Regions from separate parts of the Mus musculus genome. Here all the other regions are linked to region 1. The links are chromatin loops, found by intact Hi-C in ENCODE. Cell type or tissue: gastrocnemius. All regions are shown on one strand.

Region 1 (5,000 bases):
CCCAAACATTTTTTCTTTTTTTTTCTTTTTTTTTTTTTTTTTTTTTTTACTTTCTTAGCAAGACTTGAAAAATATGTGTAGCGTGGGCCCAATTTGTATCTTATCTCTTCCTTCAGCCGGAGTTGTTGGAACCACTTTATAGTCAAGATGAAAGCATTGAATTTCGCTTCAAAGGACTGACTGCACATGTGCAGAAGAAACCCTGCAGGACCCTATTAGGAGCAGATGGTGGCCAGCCAACCAGTCCGTCAGGGAGGCAAAAAGGCTCAGTCCCATCATTGCCAAAAAAGAAAAAAAAAAAAATAATAATAAACGAGCCAACCTGAAGGAAGGGTCAAGGGCTCCAGGCGGCACCCAGTTTCTGAGGGTTGCCCTGATCAAAGGCAATGACTGGGGATGAGGGGGGGACGGGTGGTTGTTGGCTTGGCTTTGGCAAGCTTGGTCTCTTGACTTACCCCTGGGCAGGTAGCTTTCTTCTGTAGGTGCTTTGCCAAATTTTCAAGGGGACATGTCTAGTGAAGCCTGAAGGGGCTGCCCTGAGTGGAGGGAGCATTATGGCCAAAGTGGCCCCTGTGCACAGGCCCAGTGGAGTGTGCTGAGCTGCTACACTGAGCTTAGCAGAGTGGAGCGTGGGAGGGCGTCTTAGAGCCTGGTTGAGAGGTTGGAGGAGTGCTTCCCTCTGTCTTCCTTCCAGTGAGCCTTTCCTCGGAGACGGTGAGGGCATCCTTATCCATCGCAGCTCTTCCCGAATCTCAGTGCCATGGAGATATTGTCCTCGGATAGGACCAGGCACAGCCCTTTGCCATTCTTGTTGTCCCCCTGCTTTCAGCAGACAACTCAGAACAGGAGCTGTCACTTTCCTTTGTTAGAGTGTGTGTGTGTGTGTGTGTGCGTGCGCGCGTGTATGTTTATGTTGTTTGGTTGTACTGGTGGCTTTTAATTTTCAGCCCCCAAATCTGAACTCCACTGCCTCCACTCTGTTAAGCCAGATGCTTAGCTGCCCTGGAGCCTCATCAATTGTAAATCCTCCCTTTTGTCACTCTGAGGGTCTCGTGACCCCTCTCTTCCCCATCCTTCAGTGGCCACATCTTCTCTGGGGAATTTGCATCCTGAGTCCCAAGAGAGAGCCCCTTGGCAAAAGGTACCCAGGATTGTGGAAGTAAATTTAAGGAGTGATTTCTGCAAAGCCTTGTCCTGAGAATAAACAGACAACACAAAGGCTGCAGGACTTCCAGGTCATTGGGCCAGGCTGTTATGGATCCTTCCGAGGAGTCTGCTAGGTGTGGGCCGTGTGCTGAGCAGAGAGGGCAGGAGGCAAGATGCAGCCTGACAATCCTTCCTGGCCCTCTTGTTCTCTGAGAAGTGTCCAGGCAGCGCCACCTTAATCCTCCTGTGCCTGCCCTGCTGATTCTCATTTTTGCTGCACGAACACATCAGAGGGACCAAATTGGCTCAGTCACGAAGAAAGAATGTCTTTTGTTCTGTTCCTTCGATTCATGGGTGTGGGCTCTTGGTGGGTAGTTGCTGACTCCTGAGTTTTAGGCTGAGTCAATGAGGGAAGATTGACGCCAGAGGGCTGGCCTGGATTAAGATTTCAGATCAGCTCTGTAGCAGCAGAAGACTCAAGTAAATATGCAAAGCAACCGCAGGACGTTTGCAAGGAGCAAAGAAATCTATGTCAGTATTTTAACAACCGTTTTTTGCGTGTATTTTCTGCAGGGCTGGGGTATGCAATCAAAGTTTAAACTCTGAGCTTTCTATGAAAACAAAACAAAACAAAACAAAAACAAAAAAACAGAAAAGAAAAAGAAAAATCCAAAACCCTCAGGACCTCTCTGTGGCTGGGTCTATGGACATGTGTTGTCGGATAAATGGTGATGGCGCCCTCAAGTGGCTAGAAGGCTTCACTGCATATTGTCTGTTGAGGCTTTTGTCCTCCGAGATCAGAGTACTCAAGAGAGACTCCTGACATCTGTCCTCTCCAGTGTCACATTTATGAGCATCTCCACTGTGCTAGGCCTGTCCCAGGACACTATATGACCACACCCTCTCTCATCGGTGTGTTTCTGTAGCAAGTCTTCATATTTGTTTCCAACAATGGTGTCTCTGCGTTCATGTTGAAGACAGAGATGGGGTAAGAAGACTATCCGTGCATGAAGTAGAGAACTGTTGGTTTGTTTCTTTTTTTTTTTTTAAAGGAGAAGCTATTTGTAAGCCACTGCACAAAGACGTTTTATATACACTGCAGAGACCTGTAGTAAATTATGTTGACAATACGCTGTTTACATTTTCTGGAGTCTGATGGCCTCCTACCCCTCACTGAAGCAGCCACCTCCTGCTGTGGGACTGTGCTCAGTGGGTGGCCTGGAGTTTTGCTCTTGGCACTGATGTACCAGATTCAAGTTTTACACGCTGTAGCTTTTCTATGCATGCCCTCACCCAACCTAAATTATGTTTTTTTGTATAAATGATAAAAAAAAACTTTCTCAAGACACTTTTGCCACATGCTGAAATGTATCACAACTCTACACCTACCAGTTAAGAGTGCAGCCCTGGAGCTGTGACACAGGTGCCCCCCGGGCCTGCTAGGCAGACTGGGAAGCTGGCTTTGCTATGGGTTATGTGACTAGTTTTCCTTTGGTGGGAAATTTGGGGTAAGAAGACACCAGTGAGAATAGCCTTCCAGCTCACAGGGCCTCTGCTGCCGAGACCCAACTGCCCTTCCCAAGCCCCGCTAATGCTCATGAATGGAAGTGGACAACAGGCATGAGAATAGGAGATGGACAGTCCAGGTGGTGAGACTTGGACACCAGTTACTACTGTGGGTGATTGACAGATGCCAACTGAGAAACATTGGAATATTGCAAGCCCTAGAGGTGACCACACTTAGTTGGGTCTTTGGAGTTCATAGGACAAGCAGAGGAGGGGGGACAGAAGGCAGAAAGTAGAGGAGGTCCCCCCTCTTCCTTCCCTCCCTTCCTTTCCCCTCCCTACCCCTCCCTCCCTTCCACCTCCCTTTTCCATCCCGCATCCCCAAGGCTCAGCCCTATGCTGTCCTCTGCACCCAGCCCTATTTGCTGCGTTCTTCTTATCACCTACCTTCAGCTGCTTGCTTGCTTAGCCACAAGTTAAAACTGCAACTGCTTATCCCTCAGGTGCCCACAAGGGTTCCACGTTAAGTCTTAAATGTGTTATTTTTGCTTATGAGGTGAAAACATGGCTGTTTATTTCTTGGGTACCCACAAAATGGTTCCCTGTTATGCATGATTCCCTCCACCCAGAATGCCCTATTTCTACCAGGAGCTAAATTTTAAAAAGGGAAGTAGAGTATTGTATAGTAAGATTACCCCTATTAAGCCCTTGGTTAAGTGAACATGTACCTGCCTGTGAGGCGTATGATGAAAATGACCGTCTGTGTGTGGGGCCTTAAAGGGCTGTGTCTGTCACTATGTCCCACATCCCTATACTTTATAGTTCCAAGTGTTTGGTAAAACTAAAGCCCAGGGCAACAAAGTGGCATGCCACAAAGTGTCGTCTGGGCTGCCTGGGCCATCTTAACCTTCTCATCCACAATTACCCACAGTGACAAGAAGGGACAGCTGGACCACACAACACCAGTCACAGGAGGCACGCACACCAAGCAATCCTTTTAGAAAGGGAAGTAGAGACCGTTCCGGCGCGTGAAAGGAGCTCGTTGGCTCTCTGCTGAATTCATTATGGGGCATCGGAAGCCACTTCTGATTCATGATGTCTGCTAGGCAGGGCCCGTCGGCACATCCATCCTGAGGTGCTTCGTGAGAACATGGCCTATCTCCTAATGAAGGAGCTGGCGCTGCTCACGGGTCAGAGTACACAGAAGGTCTAACAGGTCCATCCTCAGCCAGTACATGGAGACCATGACCCAAGGCACTTCCCCCCCACCCCGGGAGATGGCGCCGTCCTTTCTGCGGCTTGCCTCTGCCTGTACAGACAGCTCTTGTAGCTCGTTCCCAGAACCCCATTCATCTCAGTCCATTCCTGTGTGGGCCAAGGGGGAGCCTTTAGACTCAGCCCCTCACTGCGTCTCGGGTAAGCCATTTATCTTCTCCAAGCCAGCTTGCTCACTGTGAAGACGGAGCCGGCAATCCAGTTATGTCCAGCCAGGTGACATGCTTACCAAGCCCCACCCCCCCAGACTTGGTCCTTGTTCCTTTCCTAGCTCCAAGGCAAAGTTCTGACAGCTGCCTGGTACATGCAGTCTGGCCCCTCCTGCCTTTCTGACTGTCAAGGATGGGGGAGAGAATTTATTTTCTCACATTCTGAGCCACACCTTGCACCTGCCCGGTTCCCAGGATCTACAGGTGATGTAAAGTAGGCTTCATGGGGCAGGGCATCAGTGGATTCCCAGGAACTCCCTGGCAGAAAGACATTTAAGCTTTTAAGGCCAAATTGAGACGTGGTACATAGATCACATGCCTACGTGACTGGGCCCCCACCTGACGGTCAGGAAGATGATGGCAAAATGCATGCTTCATGTTCACAACTTGACAAACATGCTTGGTGTCTGTCTGGACAGCAGAGAGTCCTGCTCACAGAGTAAGTGTTCCCTCATTCTCTCAGCTGTGCAGGGTCAAGCATGACACTTCTCTCTGCAGGAACGGGGACAGCCAGGGAGGAGAAAGGATCCGAGGGTGCACGTCTGAGAATATGGAATGACACCTTTGTCCTGTCATAGTGTCAGTTCAGGACCAGCCCCATGGACACAGCTGTCTAGGGGAAATAGTCCCAGCCTGACACCCCCCCCCCCCCAGGTCTAGTTGCCTTTATTAGGCACATATAACCAAGGATAAATGTTGGGTGTTTTGGGGACAAAGAAAAATGTTGTTGGCTTTTAAGACATGCTGTGGGGCTTGTGCACAGAGCAGTGGCTGGGGATGAAAGGCACAGAGGCAGGGGACTGGTTGTCTACTCAGAATGGGAGAGAGTGTAAGCAGAGCAGGGACTGGAAGGTCACAGCTGGC
Region 2 (5,000 bases), 500 kb before region 1:
GGCGGCCTGCCTTTAGTCCTAGAGAGCTTGCAGGCTGGATGAGGGGCCTGGGAAGGGGCTGGGGAGGTACCAAGTGGAGAGGGGCAGCAGCAGCTTTGGTGATGTTGCTCTGCTCTGGTTCCTGAGCGCTGCACTTCTCTTTAGTTCCTGTTCAACACACAAGGGAAAACAGACTGAAGGGAGACAAGCAAGTGAAGACCCTAAGCAAATGCAGCCCGTGGAGGCTCCCAGAGAAGCCTGAGCTTCAGCTGTTCTCAGAGCACAGCGTGCAGGAGCGCTGTGACAAACACCAGCACATATCACTAGGAGAACGCCTGGAAGCCAACAATAAGGCAGAAAAAATGAACTCAACCTTTCTCGGAATGTGTCTGACACGTTCACAAACACTGAGTTCTAGGGCAAACCCCATCATACCTTGTTCTGGGGAGAGAGCCAGAGCACTGAGTGCGTCCTCCAAAGCCTGGATTTGCTTAAGCAACTTCTCACCCTTATCAGGGAGAGCCTGGATGTTCACTGCAGCCAGGGTACCCTAAAAAACAGATCCTGTCAAACACAACTGGCCTCTCAAGTTATTAAAGGACAGCTTCAAACTTTTAAATTTGGCTTACTATGACAAAACTCAAAATGATCTTCTAATTATGAATGTAAAAACCAGGATTAAAAAGCAAAATAAGATCCGAGCTAGCACACTAAGCCTACGTCTACACAGGAAAGGCAGGTATTAAGCAGTCCCCTAGAAAGCCCTCTCAGGAATGTACTCAACTCTGCGAGCAGCTCCCAGCTGCCCACAGGAACACCCTGACCCTAGGGCAGTGGTTCTCATCCTTCCTAATGCTTCAACCCTTTAGCACAGTTCTTCATAATGTGGTGACTCCCAACCATAACATTATTTCACTGCTACTTTATAACTATAATTTTACTACTGCTATGAATCATAATACAAATGTCTGTTTTCTGACAGTCATAGGCAATCCCTGTGAAAGGGTCAATTGACTCCCAACAAGGTTCCAACTCACAGGCTGAAAACCACTGCCTTAGAGACAAAGCACAAGTCAAGACTGGCCTGCTGTTTTGGTTTGTTTTCATTATGTGTATCTGTATGCACAGAAACTGTGGATAAGTATGTAAATGTGAGTGAAGGTGCCGAGGCGAAGAGAGGCTGTCAGAACCCTGGAGCTGAGGTTACAGGGGGTTTGAAGCCAGCTGGCATGGGTGTTGGACCCGAACTGGGGTCTTCTGCCAGGGCAGTATACACTGCAGACTCACCTTCTTTTGTTTCAGCTGTGTTGTTAGGTTTGCACGCTGGGCTGCTGGGTCAGAGGAATCTCCCTTCTTGGAAACACCTGAAGCAGCAGGCATCTGTCTCTGCACACTCTGGTCAGAATGCTGAAGGCTCCCCTTCTTCTGTGAGTCCACAGTCGAGTCAAAGAGAAGTGGGGACCCCGGCCTACTGGAAACACCATCATCTTCGCTGTCCTCACTGCTGGAGGTGGCATGGTGGGCCATTCCCGAGCAAAGCTCAGGTGCTGCTGGTGCTTCAGGAACAGGCCTCCAAGTCTTGGATGGTCCCTGGAGAGGCCCCTGAGCGAGCCCCCTCTGGGTGACCTGTGCACTAGGGGCCTCCCCGTTCTTGAGGGGCTCCCTGCTGACGTGTCCCTCTTTCTGGACCTTGCTTTCTGGGTTCTGACCAGGAACACTTGGCACCAAAAGCTGGGTTTCCTTTTCTCTCAGAGTCTCTGGCTTGTTCGGGACCCCTCGACTCTCACTCTCTGACATGTGAGGACCCTTGGGTATTCCTTGAAGCACCTCTCCATGGCCTTGCTTGGAAGCCATTCCTTCAGCTTTCTTAGTTTTGGGCTGGAACTTTGATTTCTCTTGTTCTTCCCTGTCACCTCCAGACTGTCTAGTTGCCACCAGGTCAGATGAGGGGTCCTTCTCCATCCTGCTGTTAGATTTGGGCTTCTGTTCTTTCCTTTGATCCAAGAGCTGCTCATTGTTTTCTCTCAGCTTCTTATCAGCTGTCTTTCTCTCACCTTCTTCGACAAACTGTTTTCGTTCGAGTGTTTTTTGATTCTTGTTAAGCACCCTAAATGGGTTTCTCGGCTGGCTGGGAGAGTGAAGCTGTGACTCAGATGGCTGCTGAGGCTTACTGGTTACAGAGAGTTCTTTAGGGTTAGGATCCTATAGATAATGAAAATAGACATTATAATATAAAATAGGGCTGCCTTGTATCTAAAATGTCCTTTTGGAGGAAAGGGAAACACAGTAAGTACAGTCCGTGCCTAGTATGGCTTCTGCATTTAAAAAGGAAAAATGCCAAATTCACAAGGAATCCACAGCCACAATGTGGATTTCTCTATTTACGAGTGTTGCCTGTTCCCCAGATCAAGTCCCCATGTACTACACAAGAATAGGGCCTCTTTTATAGTCTATATATATATATATATATATATATATATATAGTCTTTTATAGTCTAGGAACCGAGGCATTACATTTAGCTTATATCAAAATCAAGTCAATACTGATCTAAAAAAAGATGAGGCTGTTAGTCTTTCTTCCCTAAGTAGGAGGATACTGGCTGCTTTTATGACACTGGAAGACATTTGTGTAAAACAGAAGGTAAGTAATCAAACTTTGACCACAGCAGTGGCTCTTTGAATGAGCAGCCACAAAACCCTTCAGGGCGCTTAGCGGCAGTGTGACGGACAGCAGCAATCTTACAGACTGGGGTGCTTTCTGTGGGCGGAAGACACATGGGCAATGCCTACCTGCCGCCATGGGACGTTTCCACACCACTGCTTCCCCTCCGCCTTGGTTCTAGCACATCGGAAGAACAGCCTAATGGAGTATGAAACAGGTAATTAAGGTACAAATGTTAAAGAGCTTCATCTTTTACGGGTTTTTATTGATTTTGTGTACGCATGAGCATCTTGCCTGCATTTATACATGTAGTGCCTGAAGGGGCCAGAAGATGGCACTGGATTCCCTGGAATTCGATTCAGGCCTGCAATTTTGTTGTGCACTGCATGATATTATGGGTAATGGGAACAGAATCCCAAGGCTTATTCAAGAGCACCAAGTGCTCTTAACCACTAAGCATCAATCTAAACTCGTAATGAGAGAAAGAGAGAGAGAGAGAGAGAGAGAGAAGGAGGGGGCAGGCCTCACCACAGCCCTAGCTGGTCACCCCTGGTTTTTACGTGGTGCTGAAGATCTGAATTCAGGTCTTCATGCTTGCACAGCTAGCAGCGTATCTAAGCCATCACTCCAGCCCCTGCAGAGGACATTTTTAGGGCTGGAAGTCAAGAATCAAAATGATATGATACCCGAAAGGATGCCCTGGTTTACTCTTTTTTTTTCCCTGTATGAAGGACAAAGGAGAGAGACCAGCAATGGCTGCCAAACAGAAAAAGGATAACCAGATATTGTGTGCGCCAGAAGAGGGGCCACAATACTGTCTGAAAAAGGAAGTAGCTAAACATACAAGAAATACTAGCAAACTCCAAATGGTATCACACAGCTAACTGTTCACAACCTAGGGTCTTTCTGGAGCCCCACCATCGCTGTCGCAGATGAGAGATGGAGCAAGGTACACCCTGGACGTACCGCCAGGCGATGGCATGCCGTCCCAGCTCTCTCAGCCTAACTGCACTCAGCCTCACCACCTCAATTCAAGCTGTCACTCAGAGAAAGCAGCTGTGTTCAGTGGCTGGAGCTGGGTTTGAATCCCAGCAACCACTGGAACTCAGATTCCCTTCCCAACCTCTCGAAGAGCAGACTTACACCCACCTGTAAACCAGCTACTGAGACCAACTACTGCAGTCGGGCATGGAAGGCACAGGATAACAAGGTGCCATGCGGCTCAGTTCTTTGGCAGCTATTATCTCAAAGCACTTTTCCTCAGTCTCCACTTTTGAACCTCCATGGTTCTTTTAATGCAAATTAGAAAGCCACTGGTTGCTATCTACCACCTATAGAGGTTGGTGTTTCTGTATCAAGAGACAAGTGATCTTAAGTGTCAGGGGAACAGGACTGAACCTAATAAAGATTTGCCAGCCTGACTCTACTAACAGAAAACAATCACTCTCCCAATCAATCAATCAATCAATCAATTTCTCTCCCCCCCCCCCATCTATCTATTTTAATCACATTTATAGGCTAGGGAGCTGTCTTAATGAATAAAGTGCTTCCTTGCAAGTGTGAAAACCAAAGAACCCACTTAAAATACAGGTGGGTTTGGTAGCCGACCTGTCATCCTAGCACTCAGGAGGCACAGGCAAAGTGTCCCTAAGACAAGCTGTCACCTATCGAGGCTTGCAAACAGGTGAGTTCCAAGGTCAGTAAGTGAAGTGGAGGGTGACCAAGAGACTCACTCAACACCAACCTCTGGCCTCACACAGCACCCGCACACATCCAAACATATACAAATATACAGAGGCACACACCCCCTTCCTACATACAGAACGACAAACATTCCATTTACAACAGCAGCAGAAACATAACCAGAGGAATACACTTTGGAAAAGGAGTGTAAGAGCTGCATAATGGAAATTATTCAGAAACACTGAGAGAAAAATTTAAAGTTGTACTATGCACCGTGCTCACAGCCTGGAAAAGCCAATATTGATGTCTGTTCTCTCAAAGCTGCCTGTGTAAGTTATGCAACCTCAACAGAGTTTTCTGTAGAAATTTAAGAGGTTGAATCTATATTTGATATGCAAACACAACGATCCCACATTTCCAGCACAATCTTGAAGAAGCTGGAAGACAGACTATTTCATATAACAACCACACAGAACATGTAAATGAAGCAACGGACAAAAACTAACCACCTCAGGCACGGACACAAACTTAGGGTCAGTTTTTTTTTTTTTTTTTTTTAACAAGGATGCCAAGTATTTCGATAGCCTTTGATTGGGGACAGAGACTTAGAACACATAAATTCTAAAACATAGACTATTACATAAAAACCATCATGTGTGTATAACCCCTGCCTTCT
Region 3 (5,000 bases), 160 kb before region 1:
GCAGGAGCTAAGAGGCCAGTGGGGATGGAGCGAGCTGACAGGATGCAGAATTAGGAGAGTTGCTCAGAGGGGAGCAGCCAGGTGCTGAGGATTGGGGTACTGCTCTTGCAGTGTCTTTAGGGTTCTGAGGAGAGTAGCTGTCTCCTGTGACTTCAGGTTTTCAAGCCTGACTTGGCAGAGGCAGAGAGACCCCTATGCAGGTTACTATGGGGTTTGAGTGGGAGGATTAGGAGGGTGAGGTCAGATGTAGGGAGAGCTTGGGGTCAGAGGTGGTGCTGGCCTGATTAGCCTGTGGATGAGATGCAGGGGTGGGGCTCAAGCATGACATGAGTGGAGGCGGTAAGATCAAAGCTCTGTTCTCCCGTGTCTATTGGTATTCTACTCTGACTTCATTTTCAGCTCTTCACATATGGTGCTAAAGATGTCTACTGTCAGCTCAGACCTGTCTGGAAGTTCTCTCAGAAGACTAATGCGACCTGAAGTTCCTGGGGAGGGTAGAGTGGGGCAGCCACACCTGTGTAACGGATTCTATATGGCTGATAAATTGACTAGAAGCCCGAGATTGTGGTGAGTTGCAATGTTACAGATCCAGGACTAATTTATATTGGGCTATCTTCAGTCCATTTAATAGTTATTCAGTGCTCACCTCTGGCCTCACATCCTTCGACTATTGGTGACACAGGTTGGAATGAATTAATAGTTTGCTAGCATATACCAGCCCAAAAGATAAGAATGACCTCAGACAACATCTGAAACCTAGAACAGAGACGTACTTGTTTTGTTAGAATATGCCTTGAACTTCCACCAGTGTGTTCAACATTGACCTATGGCTTGTTGTTGTTGTTGTTGTTTTTTTGGTAACTATGAAACCATTTCCATTCATTAGAACACACTGTCCAAGACTGTCTGATTGAATCCATGTCCCAAGGCCATGGTCACCAATATTAGATATTAGACTGGCAAATTATCTTTTATTCCTTCTGAGGTGAGAGCTGTTTTATGTTTACAAAATAGAAGCTTTTTGTTCTAGATGTCCGCAATAATGCCCTCTTGAGTGGGGTTGGCCCGAATCTGTCACATGCTCACCCTGGCCCAAGGAGGATAGTTTGAGGATAGAACCCTGCTGACTATATTCTGTCTGATCCTCACCTGTGGTTCCTAGATTACAGACAAAGTCAGCTTCCCTAAGGCTAGGTGACAGGGGTGGCGAGTGGGTTTGGCGGGTGGGAGGGAGGCAGAGATAATGAGGAGAGAAACCAGAGGTGTCAATCGAGGGAGGAGGATGAATGGCCACCCCATGCTCATGTTGGCCTGGGGTGTTTAATGGGGATGTCCAATGTGGTGTCAACTGATGGTTGTCACACATGGGGGTTGAAGGAAGAGTGGGGATGGGAGTACGGATGTTTGTAGAATAACAGGTAGCCAGGCTAATAGCCATGGGGACTATGGAATCCAAAACTCATTTATGTTGCAAAAGAGTAAGGAGGGGGATTAAATTTTGGATAGGTAAAAGAGATACACAAGTAGCCATGGGGTCACAACAGAAGAAGATAGGAGCCAAATGAGGGGACGGGCAAAATACACAGGGGTGCTGGGGTTGTGGTGGCTTGAGTCACAGATGGCAAAATGGCCAGCATTCAGATGGATGCTCAGACCTGCTACCAACAAACGGGAAGTTGAGTGACCTCGTCACTGCCGATGAACACCTAATTATCTACCAGGCAGAGCCCGCTGGGCATCTAGATCTTTCTGTCATTAGTTTCACCCCAGTCTGTGCACAGCAGCTGAAAGGAAGCCATCAGACAGGCAGCCTCCTTTCTTCCTCCTTGCCCCAGGCTCAGCTTTCCATCCAGGCAGTAAACCGGAAGGAGTCGCCTGCCTGCCCCTGCCGCAGAGGGACTGGAGGGACCTGAAGCCCCTGGGAGGGACTAGAGGGACTCAGAGGAGTCGCCTGCCCCTGCTACAGAGGGACTTGGAGCACTTTGTTTGACTCTAGACTGGGGCTGGGTGTTTTTTGGGCAAGTAGGGACCCACACATAATTAAAATTCAGTCGGGGACTTTTTCTAAATGAGAAGCAAAATACAATCAACATGATCTCCCTGAAGACTGAAGGAGATCTGGAGGGAAAGAAATAACATTTGTGTCTGCAAAGAGAAAGGGAGAAAAACAGGGAATGTAGCGCCAGTTAAAGCAAAGATACGGAAGGGGAAAATAGGAATTAGATCATGCCAGCAATGCAATTAAGGAGAATAAGATGCGCTTTTACAAATATCAGGGGGAAAGGGAGATTATAGAGAGGAAATAAGAGTTAATAAATGCACAGGACCATGAAATGAACGGTGACCACAAACGGCTGAAATGCCCAATTCCACTCTTTGGTGGCCTTTAACTAGGAAAACAAAGGGAAGAAATGGAGCAATTAAAAACTAAGCACAACTTGAGGGAAGTGGCGTAGACACCAGGAGGACAAGCTAGCTAGCTGCTTTGATTCTCAAGCATTCCAGAACACAAGCACATCACGGGCTCCAGGAACAGTCCTGGCCTACACTGGCTCAAGCTGGTGAGCTCAAGGAGCCAAGGGAGGGAGGGACGCAAGGAAGGAAGGAGGGATGGAGGGATGGAGGGAGGGAGGGAGGGAGGGAGGGAGGGAGGGAGGGAGGGAGGGAGGGAGGGAGGGAGGGAGGGGAGGCCCAACTTTCTTAAGCTAAGCAACAGAGTTGAGCTTGAATGTGAAATGACTCCCCCCGCAGGCTCTGCAGTGAGCTCCTCTTGCCAGCTGGTGGCGCTGTTTGGAAGGTCTCAGCGCCTTAAACTAATGAGACCTGGCTGTCGGAATCTGTCCTTAAGACTGAAAGGCTTAGAGGCAGGCTTTGACAGTTCCGGCCTGCAAGCTCTGCCTCCTGGTCTCCACCTGTGAGAAGCCTCTGTCTTAGGCTCCGGAGGTAGTAGAGTGGCCAGCCAGCTGCCATGACTTCCCCACCACAGGAGACTGAAATCCCTCTGAGACCTGTGCCAAAATAAACCATCTCTTCCCGAAATTGTTTCTGTCGGATAATTGTGCACGGCAGTAAAAGCCTGAGCATGGAACTCTCATGACCCATCCTCACACCCCTCCACTTCCAGCTACTCTCCAACTTTCAGCAGAGAGGAAGGTCCAGCCGGTCTTCAGTGTGGTCCCTTCTGCCCTTCTCTCCCCTTCATCCCTTCCTCCTCATTAGCACCTGGGAGTCCAGGACCCTCTCTTGGGGTTTTCCCTACCTAAAGCACACCTACAAGGATGTCTTTATTATTACTATTTTTTAATTGAAGGAAGAATAGCAAGCCAGGAGCATGCTGGGTGAACAGACTGGTTAGATGGGTTTTGATCCCCCCAAAAAGTTTATTTCTGGATCTTGCAAGGTGCTAATATTACCAGGTACTATGACAGGGAGTGGGCATGCAAAGATATGCATGTAACAAGGGCTTAGATGCCAAAGTAAGGACAAACGTGTGTGTGTGTGTGTGTGTGTGTGTGTGTGTGTGTGTGTGTGTGCCTGCACACACCCCATGGTGCTGTGCCTGCATTAATGGTGGGTGTTTAGAAAAGGTGCCCTGGAGGCTCAACTATGAAGAAGGAGAAACTCCATCCTCATAGACCGTGAAGGCTTCTAAAGGTCTCTGTGCATGCTTTTGCTGAATGACCAGAGTTTTGACAGGCGGCAAAAGGCTTGCCTTTCAAGGCAGCAGGAGGCCCATCTGTGAAGGGCAAGAGGCACCCACAGTGCTTGGCATTCAGCACATGAGTAGTCTGCTTTCCACTCTAAGTCATCCCAGCACAGGCTTCCAGGGGCCTAAAACACTCACCTGTTCCCTGCTAGAGAATTTTAGGAATAGATTTAATTCAATTGTCAGGGCAACCCACCTCTTTTTATTACATTACAAAAGAAAAGATTACAGTAGGCAGATGTGATCTTGTCAGTAGCATCAAGGGGTCTCAAGTGCCACCTGCCTGGGATGACAGGGGTGGAAGGGGCATGAACCTTCTCCAAGCCAAGAAAGAGCACTGGCCCAAGGCAGAAGGGCAAGCGACAAACAGCTGGAGGAGCAAGGCAAAGGGGGCTAAGGTTAGGAGAGCTGGAACCAGGAGAACGAAGATGGGGCAGGGACTCAAAGGAAGCTGGGAAGGTGAGCAGCTTCCAGGACAGGCAGGCCTGAGGCCAAGCCCTGTTACTATGCATGTAGGGCGGTATGGTGGTACTTCTCCACTGTCAACCTCAACAGATGTAGAATCACCTAGAAGGTCCACCTCTGGGTGTGACACTGAGGTCATTAGCAGAGAGGTAGAACTGAGGAAGAGTGACCCACCCTGAATGGGGGTGGCCTCATCTCATCAACTGGGGTCCCACAGTACCAAAAAATAGGGAAAAGAAGAAGCATTCATCTCTCTGATGGTGGGTTCAGTGTGACCAGCCGCCTCACACTCCGCCACCATGCCTCCCCGCACCCGACGAACTGTATCCCTCAGCCCACAAACCCTTCCTCAAGTTGCCTGTGCCATATATTTGGTCACAGAAATAAGAAACATGATGAATACTGTCATTCCGTGTTATTTTTGGCCAACTGTTTTTCTTTCCCAGTAGGAACGGGTGAAGGTAATAGTCAAGATCAAAGAAGTAAAAAGTAGTTGTTGACTTGGTAAAACACCATGAGAAGGCAGACAATCAACCAATCAATCACACAGTGTCAGAACTGGAAGGAAACTTCAGGGGAAAAAAAAAATCTCTTCCGGAACAACGTTGACAGCTATTCGAATACCCCATGCGCCCGCGTTTCAGTCCCTGGGAGCAATGCCTCAGAAAGCAGGCCTGGCTTTGTGTGAGAGGTTCTGAACGAGGGAGGGGCTAGGGAGGGACGAGGCTTTCTTTTTTTTTTTTTTTTTTTTTTTTTTTTCTTCATAAAGCAAGTTTATTTCTGCAGAGGAAGTGTCTTATGTTTACATCCAGGGAAGAAGCAGAAAGAA
Region 4 (5,000 bases), 490 kb before region 1:
AGGGATCCATGTGTCTGCATGCACAGCCACACCTGGTTTCTCCGGGCGCTGGGGATCCTAACTCAGGTCCTTGTGCTTATGTGACAAGAATTTCACTAGCTGTGCCCTCTCCAAGCCCCTCCCCACAGTTTAAGACCATTTTTATGGTCCTGAAAATGAGATCAACCTAATGATCTCCATCTTCAAAACGTTGCCTTCTGAGCATCTATAAATGGAGTCACAGAGCATGTCTATTGCTTCCCTACGTGATGCCTTTGAGATTCAGCCATACTGTCTAGTGTATCAGTGGTCCACCCCAAGGACATCAGAGAAACTAGAATGGAACAGTGGAACACATCAATATTGTTTGTGTACTCCGACTGTAGTCATGCCAATATTTTGAGACATCAAACCATAAACTTTTAAAGCTCTGTATTACACGGCTCTATTTCTATCCCTCTGGGAAGGCTAGCTGGCAGATCTCTGCTGTTCTACTCTGTACAACTAGCATGTATCGCTCTTATGATTTAAAAACTCCAAAAATGCCATTAAAAGCAAGTGCACAGGGAGATGCGACAAAGAGAGTGCACCAGAATCATAATGATTATGCTTATATGAGATGGTAGGATTTGGGGTGCCCTCCCCCATTTTTATTCCCATGTAATCTCATTACACTGCCATAGAGTGGCCTTAGGATAACATGTCTGTCTCTTTCATAATCTTCTATATGTGCGTGCTTCTCAGCCTGGCTGTTTAACCCCGTCCTGTAATTAATCCTTTCTTCTTTGGATCTTTCTATTTCCTCCCACCCTCTGTTTTCTATCTAATTTCATACTTAAGCTAAGTCCTTTCTCCTTTTTGCTCTCTCCATATTAGGTATTTTACTTAATTCTAGCTTGATTCTTGACCCTAATTTCTAATGTTTTTAGTATGCAGGAGTACTCCTCGCTGCTTCCCTAAGGCTATAATCATCACACACACACACACACACACACACACACACACCAGGATGAGAAGGCTGATGTGGCTGTATACACAGTTGCCCCAAGTTGCCTTTTCTCTGGGTGGTAACACATGGCACTTGGGCACAGGCTAAGTTCTCCTGTTGAGAAGGAATGTGTTACCCCAAGTTCTGAAGATTAACCACCTCTGAGCCCCTCCAGATGCTGGGTTCTTAGTGGCTGAGACAACCTGCACAGATCTGGTGATAGCACCCCACAGCTCCTTCCTGGCTTCACCTAGGAGCTGGAATAGAGCAGTCTGCATTGCACTATTTTATTTCAGAGCAAATGCTCACCCATAGCTGAGCGCTCCATTGTTTATACTCAGCACTTAGGTTAGTTATGAGTCTGTGTTAACCATTACCCACTGCACAAAAGAAGCCTCTCTGACCAAAGCTGCGAGCAGCACATGTCTGTGACTATAAACAAATGTTTACAGTGCAGTACGGCAAGATGGCCATTCTGCAAAACAACAGTAGTGGGTTCTCCTCTAGAGTATATGATTCTCCCACCATGGCTTTTGACTAGGTTTGCCACACCAGTCATGAACTCTTTCCTGTGAATCGGGCCTTAGATCTGATCAGAAAGCAGTTGGTCATGCCACACTTTTCCCCAGTATGCACATCTTTCCGGGCAGGTTGGCACTGTAGCCGCTGGGACCAGTGCTGGTGTTAGGGCTAGGGCTAGGGCTGGGGCTGGGGCTGGGGCTGGGGCTGGGGCTGGGGCTGGGGCTGGGGCTGGGGCTGGGGCTGGGGCTGGGGCTGGGGCTGGGGCTGGGGCTGGGGCTGGGGCTGGGGCTAGTTAGCACCACTGGTGCTTTTCTTCTGCAGCAGCCTACGTACCGCCTGATTGTGTTGTACTTCAGCAATGAGGGAAAACGTTTCCTGCTCAGTCCGAGATTGATTTCTCTATGCCCTGCCTCTGAAGTGAGTATCACCTTCAGCAATATGGACAGACATGGGTATGATGAGCAACCAGGAGCAATGGAAAGGTTGTCTTGGGTTAGATGATCATAGTAGCTTTGCATGCACTGTCCCCACCCCCACCTCCCCTATGCTGAACCTTTCCCCTCCTCTGCCTTCATTTCACCCATATTTCACTATCCATCTTCCTTTAAGGCGCTCACCCCTCAGTGGCCCGTTTCTAGTGTCCTGGCTTCCACATGCACTCCACGTTAAACACCCAGAATCCACACGTGGGAGATAGCATGCAACATGTCTTTCTAGACCTGGGTAGCCTCACTCACTGTAGCTTTTCCAGTTCCATAGATTTACCTGTAAATTTAGTGATTTCATTCTTTTCAACTGAGTAATACTCCATCGTGCGTGTGTGATGCATTTTTCTTATCCATGTGTCATGAAAGGCGTCTTGAGTGACTCAATCGCCCAGCTATGGTGACCTGAGCCTCAAGGAACACGAATCTGTAGTTATCTCTGGAGTAGGAGAGAAGTCCTTTGGGTATGTGCACAGGTCTAGGGAACTTGAAGGAATAGGCAATGAATCAGGAGATCTGTGAGATGCTGAGGTTGGTCATGTCATGGCTGTTATATGTATTAATTCATAGCAGCTGATTACCTATGCAGGACCTTTACATGACTGAGACAGTCAAAGGTCTAACATAGCTTGGGACTAGGAAGCTGAGGACCTGCTCTCATCAGAGAGGCTATTGACAGTTGGTAGCTACTGTAGAGGGAAGTCACTGTCCTATGAGGACATTGGAAGGTTGCTCATACTCCAGGGGCTAGTCCCATGCTCATGTGCAGATAGGCAGTGCAAGTTGGCCTCCTAAGTATTAATAATTAAAAAAAAAAAAACAAAACCACAACGTGAAGTTGGGAGGGAGGTGAGGTGGGGGTAGGAGGAGTTGGAGGGAGGTGGTAGTGGATGGATATGGTCAATATACATTATATAAGTGTATAAAATCTTCAAAGAATAAACAGTATTTCAAAAACAAAAGATATATTCAAGAAATACCAACCATCGAAAGCATGATTGACTCTTGTTTCCCCAAGCAAAACTCCCCGGTGGCTCTCTAGTAATTGAAGACAGATATAAACCCCCCTGGGTCCATAGGATCTGGCGCAGTCCAGTTCTCCTTCCTCCCTGCTACCCTCCTGTCTCTTGCGTTCCACGTGCCTACCCCATCCGCCCTCAACTCTCCAAATGCCAAGCCTTCCTTCACCCTAAGGCTCTGGTCACTCTTTACCATCCATCCCCACTGCTTCTCCCAATTCTTCCAAAGGGTCCAGCCTCTCACCCATGAGGCCTCAGCCCAAGCATACGTCAGCCACACTGTGCATCGCCACAGAGCACCTTCCTTGCTGTTCTTTCAGGGAGAGTCCCATTCCTTTCCCACCCAGCACTGAGCACGAAGTCCTTTGTGTGTCTGATCATCCTCTGTCTCTTCCATGGACTGACTATGCGTAAGTGCCAAGATCAGAGACTTGTGCTCAGCACTCGTGCTAAGCACAGGGTGTGAAAACTCAATATATACCTGCCGCATGGGTGGATAAAACGAGAGTGGAAGAACCTTAGCATCACTTATCTTGCCTGCCAGCCCCTTCCACAGCATCCCTAATGGATATGGCACAAAGAGACCTGGTCACCACCGGTTCTTTATTATTATCACATATCAGTGAATTCTCCTGCCTGCTGAGGAGAAACCGTGCTGTCGGCAGTGACTGCCTTCTTGTCATGTGAGGCTACCCAGGGCACAGCAAGTCTTTTCTAGCATCACTTTAAAATTTCTAATAAGCCAGTCCATCCTCTTCGCATATTGCACGCGTGTCCTTTCCTCCAGAGAAGCTGTCCCAGCTGCTGCGATTCTCTCCCCCGTGGTCCCCTTAGTGATGGTTTTCAAGGGAGATTTGCTTCATCCCAGGCATCTTCAATGAGAGCACAGTGGGATCGTTAGCTCCTTTTTCTTTTGGTTCTGACCAGCTTATTATGTGACTCCTCCTTCTCCTCTCTCTCTTTATAGCAAATATGTCATGCTAGTAATTTTTATCGAGTATGCAATCAACCAACACCACAGCTTTCATTTTTCACACATGGACTCAAAAAAAAAAAAAAAAAAAAAAAAAAAAAACCAACCCAGTGCATGTAATTTGCTTGAACTTAACCATGGATTCCGAATTTCATCTTGTTTGTTTGATCCGTCTACTTATAGCCGGTCCAGATCTCTTTGAATCTTATTTCTCAGGGCTGCCTTATTAATACTGTCTCCCCATTGAACACTTGACAAGCCTACCCTCCGTCCCTTCGGGGGTGCTGCCTACAAAACTGCTGAGCCAGGCAGAGCACTCCTCCAGGTAAACATGATGCCACAGTCATTCAGTCAAGAATGGAGTCACAGTGTTGAATCTAGTGCTGTCATTCATGGCTGCTGTCCCTTTGTTGATCAGCATTCAAAACCTTACAGTCAAAGAAATGAGGCTAGTCTGTCTTGGCTTTTTCTTGGTGACTGGCTCCGGAAACAGCCACAGAGGAAAATGGCTCTTCAGGACAAAGCTCTTGCCATATACTAGGGCTGGTGGTTCATTCAACCACATCACCTCCTGTCTCATCAATTTGGTCACAACGTCTATCCCTCCTGCTCCTGGCTCTGTCTGCCTCCCCCTCCGGGCCCTTTTTGGTATTCTCTGAGGTTTGTATGCGTTTGGATGTGGGGTGGGAAGATTCTAAGTAAGGGATTTGCTGCATGCACTCAGTGAGAAGAGCTCGATATTTTGATGAGATCTGAGGCCACCTCCTTACGAACCTCAGTGCAGGAGCCCACCTGAACCACTCGGTCCAGCCCGCCTCTCGTCGCTTCCTCTTTAATACTTCCTCACCCTGTTTCCTGGGCTGACCTTACACCTCATTATAACTGGAAGCCTAACAGTTGTGCTTCCATGCACAGCAGACCCTGTCTACTGTGCCCGGGAGGCAGTCAGGCCACTAAGCTCTGTGACACTTGCTGCCTCTACAGTTCAGGATATCTAAAGGTCTTCTTCCTAAAAGCTTGCTGTCTTCTTACCC

Evidence for each region. Hi-C counts contacts between places; a loop is a spot of excess contacts. Peaks named below come from ENCODE experiments on the same cell type or tissue, not always from the same donor. Only the 100,000 strongest peaks of a DNase experiment are listed, where the experiment ranks them.
Region 2: it touches region 1 in a loop (2.8-fold over the local background); 32 of 42 quality-filtered maps call a loop at or near these places.
Region 3: a loop joins it to region 1, with 15 times the contacts of the local background. A loop is called at or near these places in 33 of 42 quality-filtered maps.
Region 4: a loop joins it to region 1, with 4 times the contacts of the local background. A loop is called at or near these places in 30 of 42 quality-filtered maps.

The regions. Positions count from the first base shown.
Region 1 is chr3:101,460,568-101,465,567 of GRCm38, forward strand. It overlaps Igsf3 (immunoglobulin superfamily, member 3), which reads left to right. Exons shown (of 11, transcript NM_207205.2): 11 at 1-2,493. Among named protein-coding and RNA genes, the nearest start is that of Gm40109, 45 kb to the right of the region's middle. In gastrocnemius, a CTCF peak has its summit at 1,884 (motif pointing left); DNase peaks (open chromatin) are centred at 248, 527, 1,352, 1,518 and 3 more places; H3K27ac peaks cover 487 bases.
Region 2 is chr3:100,961,287-100,966,286 of GRCm38, forward strand. Ttf2 (transcription termination factor, RNA polymerase II) reads right to left here. Exons shown (of 23, transcript NM_001013026.2): 4 at 2,770-2,839; 5 at 1,267-2,181; 6 at 415-529; 7 at 1-147. Among named protein-coding and RNA genes, the nearest start is that of Ttf2, 5.9 kb to the right of the region's middle. In gastrocnemius, a CTCF peak has its summit at 2,953 (motif pointing right); a DNase peak (open chromatin) is centred at 2,966.
Region 3 is chr3:101,301,501-101,306,500 of GRCm38, forward strand. It overlaps the pseudogene Gm10355. Among named protein-coding and RNA genes, the nearest start is that of Gm32803, 7.4 kb to the left of the region's middle. In gastrocnemius, a CTCF peak has its summit at 2,789 (motif pointing right); DNase peaks (open chromatin) are centred at 2,787 and 3,742.
Region 4 is chr3:100,974,678-100,979,677 of GRCm38, forward strand. No RefSeq gene overlaps it. Among named protein-coding and RNA genes, the nearest start is that of Ttf2, 7.5 kb to the left of the region's middle. In gastrocnemius, no CTCF peak of the experiment used is centred here; no DNase peak of the experiment used is centred here.